2 separate regions of the Homo sapiens genome follow, and region 1 is linked to region 2. Evidence: read pairs that join two places in POLR2A ChIA-PET (ENCODE). Cell type or tissue: PC-3. All regions are shown on one strand. Each heading gives the region's core, and the rest is flanking DNA. Links, peaks and the distances in the headings are about the cores only.

Evidence for each region. Peaks named below come from ENCODE experiments on the same cell type or tissue, not always from the same donor. Only the 100,000 strongest peaks of a DNase experiment are listed, where the experiment ranks them.
Region 1: POLR2A ChIA-PET joins it to region 2 with 5 read pairs; 11 of 35 experiments call an interaction of 5 or more read pairs at or near these places.

The regions. Positions count from the first base shown.
Region 1 is chr5:134,720,643-134,725,038 of GRCh38, forward strand. It overlaps SEC24A (SEC24 homolog A, COPII component), which reads left to right. Exons shown (of 23, transcript NM_021982.3): 21 at 356-448; 22 at 2,925-3,028; 23 at 4,338-4,396. Among named protein-coding and RNA genes, the nearest start is that of CAMLG, 16 kb to the right of the region's middle. In PC-3, for the core only: no CTCF peak of the experiment used is centred there; no DNase peak of the experiment used is centred there.
Region 2 is chr5:134,624,152-134,628,523 of GRCh38, forward strand. All of the region lies in intron 1 of SAR1B (secretion associated Ras related GTPase 1B), which reads right to left. Among named protein-coding and RNA genes, the nearest start is that of SAR1B, 6.5 kb to the right of the region's middle. RefSeq lists an enhancer at 2,299-2,443 and a cis regulatory region at 2,365-2,378. In PC-3, for the core only: no CTCF peak of the experiment used is centred there; a DNase peak (open chromatin) is centred at 2,380; H3K27ac peaks cover 543 bases.

The DNA.
Region 1 (4,396 bases), core at 150-4,149, 97 kb after region 2:
CTGTAATCCCAGCACTTTGGGAGGCTGAGGCAGGCAGATCTCTTGAGGTCAGGAGTTCAAGACTAGCCTGGCCAATATGGTGAAACCCCATCTCTACTAAAAATACAAAAATTAGCTGGGCATGGTGGCACACGCCTGTAGTCCCAGCTACTCTGGAGGCTGAGGTGGGAAATCGCTTGAACCCAGGAGTCGGAGGTTGCAGTGAGCCGAGATTACACCACTGCACTCCAGCCTGGGTGACAGAGTGAGACCCTATCTCACAAATATATATATAAAATAAAAATAAAATGTACTCACTCAACAGACTCACCTTTATGTATGCTGCATCTCAAAATAATTTTATTCCTGTCCCTAGGTACTGATGCTTTGGGTTGGAAAAAATTGTACACAGAATTTTCTCAGCCAAGTTCTAGGAGTTCAAAACTATGCATCAATTCCACAGCCTATGGTAAGACTCTTTTATTATAGTGATTATAAAGGGCATTTCAAAGTTGGCAAAAACATGAATATCCCCTATTTTGATATCAGAAAATAATAACAAAATCATACCAAAAATTTTTATTGATGGGTTTTCATGTTGATGGATTCTATGACTCCACTCATAGAATCATTAGGGAATTTATATATTTAAAAGGCAGATATGCCAGCCACAGCGGCTCACACTGTAATCCCAGCACTTTGGGAGGCCAGGGCGGGCTGATCACGAGGTCAAGAGATCGAGACCATCCTGGCCAACATGGTGAACCCCCTTCTCTACTAAAAATACAAAAATTAGTTGGGCGTGGTGGCGCACACCTGTAGTCCCAGCTACTCAGGAGATTGAGGCAGGAGAATCGCTTGAACCCAGGAGGTGGACATTGCAGTGAGCCAAGATTGTACCACTGCACTCCAGCCTGGCAACAGAGTGAGACTCCATCTCAAAAAAAAAAAAAAAAAAAAGATAGATATGCCAGGCGTGGTGGCTCACACTGGTAGTCCCAGCACCTTGGGAGGCTGAGGTGGGAGGATCACTTGAGCCCTGGAGTTTGAGACCACCCTAAGCAACATAGTGAGACCCCATAACTACAGAACATTTTTAAAATAGCTGGGCATGGTGGCACACAACTGTGGTCTTAGCTACTTACGAGGCTGAAATGGGAGGAGTGCTAGGACCTGGGAGGTTGAGGCTGAAGTGAGCAGTGATTATGCTGCTGCACTCCCGCCTGGGCAACAGAGCAAGAACCTGTCTCAAAAAATAAATAAATAAAAGACTGCTGTGTCAGGATTATAGCTAGGATAAGCACTGGCTTTCAGGCCTTAAACAGAACTACTGGGCTGGATGACTAAGCGTTTTAGGTAATGAGTAAGAAATTGTTATATTTTTAATAATAACTGAACGAATCAATTAATTCTTGACGTCATGCTAAAATGAAGGGAAGAACTAAGAGGTTTTTTTAGATGAGGGCTTAGAAACTATGCCCAAGGGGTACCTGCTACTTGTTTTTGTAAATAAGGTTTTATTGGAACATCCATGCCTGTTCACTTATGTATTGTTTATGGCTACTTTGGTGTAACAATGGCAAGGTTGCCCGGGCGTGGTGGCTCACACCTGTAATCTCAGCGCTTTGGGAGGCCGAGGCTGGCGAATCACCTGAGGTCGGGAGTTCAAGACCAGCCTGCCCAACATGGAGAAACCCCCGTCTCAAGGCGAGGTGGGCGAATGACCTGAGGTCAGGAGTTCGAGACCAGCCTGGCCAACATGGAGAAACCCCCATCTCTACTAAAAATACAAAATTAGCCGGGTGTGGTGGCGCACACCTGTAATCCCAACTACTCTCCCAGCTACTCTGGAGGCTGAGGCAGGAGAATCTCTGGCAGGCGAATCGCTTGAATCTGGGAGGCAGAGGTTGCAGTGAGCCAATATCACGCCATTGCACTCCAGCCTGGGCAACAAGAGCGAAACTCTGTCTCAAAAAATAAAAAACAATGGCAAAGTTAAGTAGTTGCAGCAGAGACCAAATGATCTGCAAGCCTAAAGTACTTACTATATGGGCCTTTAAGAAGTTTGCCTACTCCTGTTCTAGAATATTCGTAGAAAATTGTGTTCCCAAGTCAAGTTGCACTGGCATCACTGCAGGAATTTTTTAGGAAAGCAAAATCTCAGGACCACAACCCTGCCCCAGACCTCCTAAATCATTATCTGTAGTTCAAGAAGATGATCAGGTGATTCATATACATGTTAAAATTCAAGACCAGGCATGGTGGCTCACACCTGTTATCCCAGAACTTTGGGAGGCCGAGGTGGGCAGATTGCTTAAGCCCAGGAGTTCAAGACCAGCCTGAGCAACGTGGTGAGATACTCGTCTCTACTAAAAATACAAAAATTACCTGGCAGGTGGCACACGCCTCTTATTCCAGCTACTTGGTGGGGCTGAGGTGAGAGAATCACTTGAGCCTCAGGAGGCAGTGGAGGTTACAGTGAGCCATGATCACACCAGTGCACTTCAGCCTGGGCAACAGAGCAAGACCTTGTCTCAAAAAATAAGTTAAATTTGAGAAGTAGACCGGGCACTGTGGCTCACTCCTGTAATCCCAGCACTTCGGGAGGCCGAGGCAGGTGTATCGCCTGAGCCCAGGAGTTCGAAATCAGCCTGGGCAACATGGCAAAACCCATCTCTACAAGAAATATAAAAATTAGCCAGGCATGGTGGCACGCATCTGTAGTCCCAACTATTCAGAAGGCTATGGTGGGAGGATCACCGGAGCCTGGAGGTTGAGACTGCAGTGAGCCATGATTATGCCACTGCACTCCAGCCTGTCAACAGAGGCCTTGTCTCAAAAAAGAAAAAAAATGTAATTAAAAAAATAAAAATTTGAAAAGTACCATAGACCATACATTAGATATGTAATTAAAGTAATTGGATATTGTTGGTTTTGGTTAACAGACAGACCTTCCAGAACTTGATACACCAGAATCTGCCAGAATAATAGCTTTCATCTCTTGGCTTAGAGAGCAGAGACCATTTTTCCCAATACTTTATGTAATAAGGTAAGTTGAATTTTCCATTTGCTAGTAGTAAAACAATTTGTTTGGCCTTGCCAGGACCTGACAAGAGTATAGCAAAAAAAAAGAAGAAAGAAAAAGAGTTCTTCTCAATAAATAGCAGTAAATCATACCTTATATCCAATGATTGGAAATACAGAACTTTTTTCATTTTTAATTGACTAATAATAAGTGTATATATTTATGGGGTACACTAATTTATTGATACATGTATACATTGTGGAATGATCAAATTCGGCTAATTAACATATTCATCTTCTCAGCCAATTATTGTTTCCTTGTGGTGAGAACATTTAAAATCCATTATTTTGCCTATTTTAAAATATACAATACATCATTATTAACCATAGTCATCATACTGTGTAATAGATCACCAGAATCCATTCATCCTAACTGAAATTTTGTACCCTTTGACTAACATTTCTTCTTTCCTTCTCCATAGCCACTTCCTGCCTCCTAGCCTCTAATAACCATAATTCTACTTTCTACTTATATGAGTTCAACTTTTTTAGGTTCCACACATAAGTAAGATCGTGTGGTGTTTGTCTCTCTGTGCCTGGTTTATTTCACTCAGCATAATGTCACAAATGACAGAATTTCCTGTTTTTTAAAGGCTGAAGTCGCCGGGCGCGGTGGCTCATGCCTGTAATCCCAGCACTTTGAGAGGTCGAGGCGGGCAGATCACCTGAGGTTGGGAGTTCGAGACCAGCCTGACCAACATGGAGAAACCCCGTCTCTACTAAAAATACAAAATTAGCCTGGCATGGTGGCACATGCCTGTAATCCCAGCTACTCGGGAGGCTGAGGCAGGAGAATAGCTTGAACCCAGGAGGTGGAGGTTGTGGTGAGCCAGGATCGTGCCATTGCACTCCAGCCTGGGCAACAAGAGTAAAACTCCATCTCAAAAAAAAAAAAAAGGCTCGGTAGAATTCCATTGTATATATATACCACATTTGAAAAATCCATTCAGTTATTTCCATATCGTGGCTATTGTGATTAATGCTGCAGTGATCATGGAAGTGCAGACATCTCTTTGATATACTGATTTCAATTCCTTTGGATATATATTCAGAAATGGAATTTCTGGATCAACTATTTCTCTTAATTCCACCATAAGCTTTTCCCTTAAACAACTTGAAATTTACATAATCAACCAAGTATTCTCAGAGAAAGCCTCTAGAAGTAACTGTTTATATAGTAAATGTTATTAGGGTTATGAGGAAATCAAAAGCCTTCTGACAAGTCTATTTTACTGCTACATTTTATCTAAATTTTTTTGCCTTTTATTCCTAAGGGATGAGAGTCCAATGAAAGCAAACTTCCTTCAAAACATGATAGAAGACAGAACAGAAT
Region 2 (4,372 bases), core at 1-4,000:
AGAGTTACACACTTTGGGAAGCTGAGGTGGGTGGATCATCTGAGGTCAGAAGTTTGAGACCAGCCTGGCCAACATGGTGAAACCCCAACTCTACTAAAAATACAGAAATTAACCGGGTGTGGTCATGGGCCCCTGTAATCCCAGCTACTCAGGAGGCTGAGGCAGGAGAATTACTTGAACCCAAGAAGTGGAGGTTGCAGTGAGTGGAGATTGTGCCACTGTACTCCTGCATGGTGGTGCACACCTGCAGTACCAGCTACTCAGGAGGCTGAGGTGGGACGATTGCTTGAGCCTCGGAGGTAGAGATTGTAATGAACCGAGATCGCACCACTGCACTCCAGCCAGGGTGACAGTAAATGGGATAAGAGGTTAATAGGTGAGGCAGTGAGGAGAGATTCCTATTTCAAAAAATTTCAAATGGTAAAAAACTAAAATCGTTTAAAAAAATGTTGGAAATGGGATAAGGGAAGTGAGTTTTTTTTTTTTTTTTTTTTGAGACAGAGTCTTGCTCTGTCGCCCAGGCTAGAGTGCAATGGCTCGATCTCAGCTCACTGAAAGCTTCTCCTCCCAGGTTCAAGCGATCCTTCTGCCTCAGCCTCTCGAGTAGCTGGGATTACAGGCAGGCACTGCCATGCCTGACTAATTTTTATATTTTTAGTAGAGACTGGGCTTCACCGTATTGGCCAGGCTGGTCTCCAACTCCTGACCTCAAGTGATTCGCCTGCCTCAGCCTCCAAAAGTGCTGGGATTACAGGCGTGAGCCACCCCAGGCCTGGAAGTGAAATTTCCTTCTCAAAAAGGGTGAGGCTTGAGTATGATGATAAACTAAAGAGAAGGAGATAGTGGGATGGAAGAAGTAATAGGGAAGAAAGGAATTAACCAAAAGGGACAAAGTCCCAAGAGGAGCTTGGACTGACAGCCTATGTCTCTTGTCTAAGATTAGGAGGAAAGATGGCCAGAAAATTTGTGGAGGTGGTGGGAATCTGACTCCAAAAGTGAAAGGGTATAGAGAATTTTTGAGGAGCAGAGCAAGCATTACAATAGCTACTATGGGGAATGAATCAAGTTAAAAGACTGCCAAAAAAAGCCAAGGACTCAGTTGGAATTGAAACTCAAACATTCACAGCAGTGCCAATCTGTGCTGATTTCCAACCTTCCACCCTCCACCAGCAGTGCTCAACATGGAGTGACTAGAGATTAGGAACATCCAGAATAGAAATGAAAAAGGACAAGGGGAACAGGATTTTGAGAGTACTAGTGAGAGGGCTGTAGGGATCTGATCAGAAGTTCAAGTTGAGTGGACAAAGGTAAAGAAAGGTAGTATACAGAGATGGAGCGGTGATCAAAGGCAGGCTTCTCAACAGAACAGAATTGGGAAAATAGGGTAGAAAAAGTCTCTAAGCCAAAAACAGAAAAGGGTGAGAGAGGTGAAAGGAGTGCCAGAATTGTGCCAGCAAAGTGGAAGAGAATATAGGGGGTTCAAGAATTCAAGAGAAGTTCAGGGTTGGGTGGTGGCAAACTCCAAGGCCTGGCTCTGGCATGGACGATAAAGAAAAATGGAGGTGACAGATACTGGAAGCCAGGCTAGAGGGTACACTGTCCACATTGACAGGCAGTGTAATCACCTGGAAGACTGGAGGGCACTGATACAGACTGTGAATCAAGTGGCAAAGTCCTCACTGAAGATGATTGTTGGTAGGTGAGAGCTAAAGAATGGTGAAAAGCCTTGACAGAAAAAGGATTTTTTGCATAAGGATGGTACCAATTTGCTGTTGTAAAATTTGTCCCAAGAGAGATAATCTAAGAAGACACAAACTCTGCTTTGGAAGATAATAATATATATATTTCTTTAAAATTGTGGTTTCAGCCAGGCACAATGGCTCACACCTGTAATCCCAGGACTTTGGGAGGCTGAGGCGGGTGGATCACCTGAGGTCAGGAGTTCAAGATCAGCCTGGCCAACGTGGCAAAACCCCATCTCTACTAAAAATACAAAAATTAGCTGGGTGTGGTGGTGCACACCTGTAATCCCAGCTACCCAGGAGGCTGAGGCAGGGGAATCACTTGAACCCAGGAGGCAGAGGTTGCACTGAGCCGAGATCGAGCCACTGCACCACAGCCTGGGCCACAGAGCAAGACTCTGCCTCAAAAAAAAAAAAAAAAAAAAAAAAAAAAAAAATGTGGTTTCTAGGAACCTTAAAACAAACTAGGAGTAATTAGAAACAGAATTAACTGTTTTTTTATTGTTATTTTAAGTAGAAGTAAAAATGCCCAACTAAGAATAAAAGTTACTTAGCTGCAAACAGATACCTGAGCCCAGAAAACAGGTTACACAACACCATGAACACACTATTAAGACATGTGAAGAGCAAAGGTCAAGAACAAGGAAACATACACACGTCAGCAGATTTATTTATTGCACCAATACCAAACAGGAAAAGTCTCTCTGCAGATTAGAAAAGTGATCTACTCAAGTAACATGAAAACCAGTGCAAAGGATGTAATGGAACAGAATCTCAGATTACAAGTAACTTCTTAAAGCCTTGTTCCATTAAACTACATGGATGGCTCATTTAAATGAAATATCCTGGATAGATAAATCCATAGAGTAAGTATATTAGTGGTTGTCAGACTGAAGGAAGGAAAAATGGGGAATGATTGCTAATGGGTACTGGGTTTCTTCTTGGGATGATCACATGTTCTGGAATTAGATAGTGGTGATGTTTACACAACAATGTGACTATACTAAAAACACTTAATGTACAATTTTAAAAGGTCGATTTTATGGTATATCAACTATATCTCAAAAAAGCTATTATAGAAAAATTTTAAAAGCAAATTTTAAAAAGCTTATATGGCATTTAATATTTAAAACTGATTTACATGAGTAATTACACAAAACCATTTACTTTTTTTTTTGAGACAGAGTCTCGCCTGTCGCCCAGGATGGAGTGCACTGGCGCGATCTCCTCTCACTGTAAGCTCCACCTCCCAGGTTCACGCCATTCTCCTGCCTCAGCCTCCCGAGTAGCTGGGACTACAGGAGCCTGCCACCACGCCTGGCTAATTTTTTATATTTTTAGTAGCGACGGGGTTTCACCATGTTAGCCAGGATGGTCTCGATCTCCTGACCTCGTAATCCGCCCTCCTTGGCCTCCCAAAGTGTTGGGATTACAGGCGTGAGCCACCGCGCCCCGCCACTTTTTATTTTTTTGACAGAGTCTCCCTCTCACCCAGGGAGCGCCGTCTCTGCTCACTGCAACCTCAATCTCGGGGACTCAAGCAATCCTCCCACCTCAACCTCCTGAGTACCTGGGGGCTACAGGCATAGGCCACTATGCCTGGCTCATTTACTTTTTAAAACCGGCCGGGCGTGGTGGCTCACGCCTGTAATCCCAGCACTTTGGGAGGCCGAGGCGGGCGGATCACGAGGTCAGGAGATCGAGACCATCCTGACTAACACGGTGAAACCCCGTCTCTACCAAAAATACAGAAAAATTAGCCGGGCGTGGTAGTGGACGCCTGTAGTCCCAGCTGCTCGGGAGGCTGAGGCAGGAGAATGGCGTGAAACCAGGAGGCAGAGCTTGCAGTGAGCCGAGATTGCGCCACTGCACTCCAGCCTGGGCGACAGAGCGAGACTCCATCCCAAAAAATAAATAAATAAATAAATAAATAAATAAATAAATAAATAAAACCACACATTAAGGGCCGGGAGCAGTGGCTCACGCCTGTAATCCCAGCACTTTGGGAGGCCGAGGCGGGCAGATCACCTGAGTTCGGGAGTTCGAGACCAGCCTGACCAACATGGAGAAACCCCATCTCTACTAAAAATACAAAATTAGCCGGGCATGGTGGTGCATGCCTATAATCCCAGCTACTCAGGAGGCTGAGGCAGGAGAATCGCTCAAACCTGGGAGGCAGAGGTTGCAGTGAGCCGAGATCGTGCCACTGCACTGCACTCCAGCCGGGGTGACAGAGCAAGACTCCGTCTCAAAAAAAAAAGAAAAAAAATACATATTTAGTTTGTGACCAGCCTTGGCAACGTGGAAAAACCCCATTTCTATAAAAAATACAAAAATTAGCCAGATGTGATAGCATGCACTTGGTGACAGTGAGACCCTGCCTCAAAAAAATAAAATAAAAATAAAAAATACACATTAGTTCTCAGGGGTCCTGTAAAAAAAAAAAATACACATAAGATGACAAAATACAAATACCCAAAAAGTACTATTGGGAGAAAATAAGGGACCTAATAGTCTAAAGAGGCAAATATGACATCAGAGTATGATTGTAGAATCAATGCACTAATAACTTTGGGATGCAAAGCATGGTAATGCTATGGTGAAATGGGTGTAGTAACTGTCCTAGAATA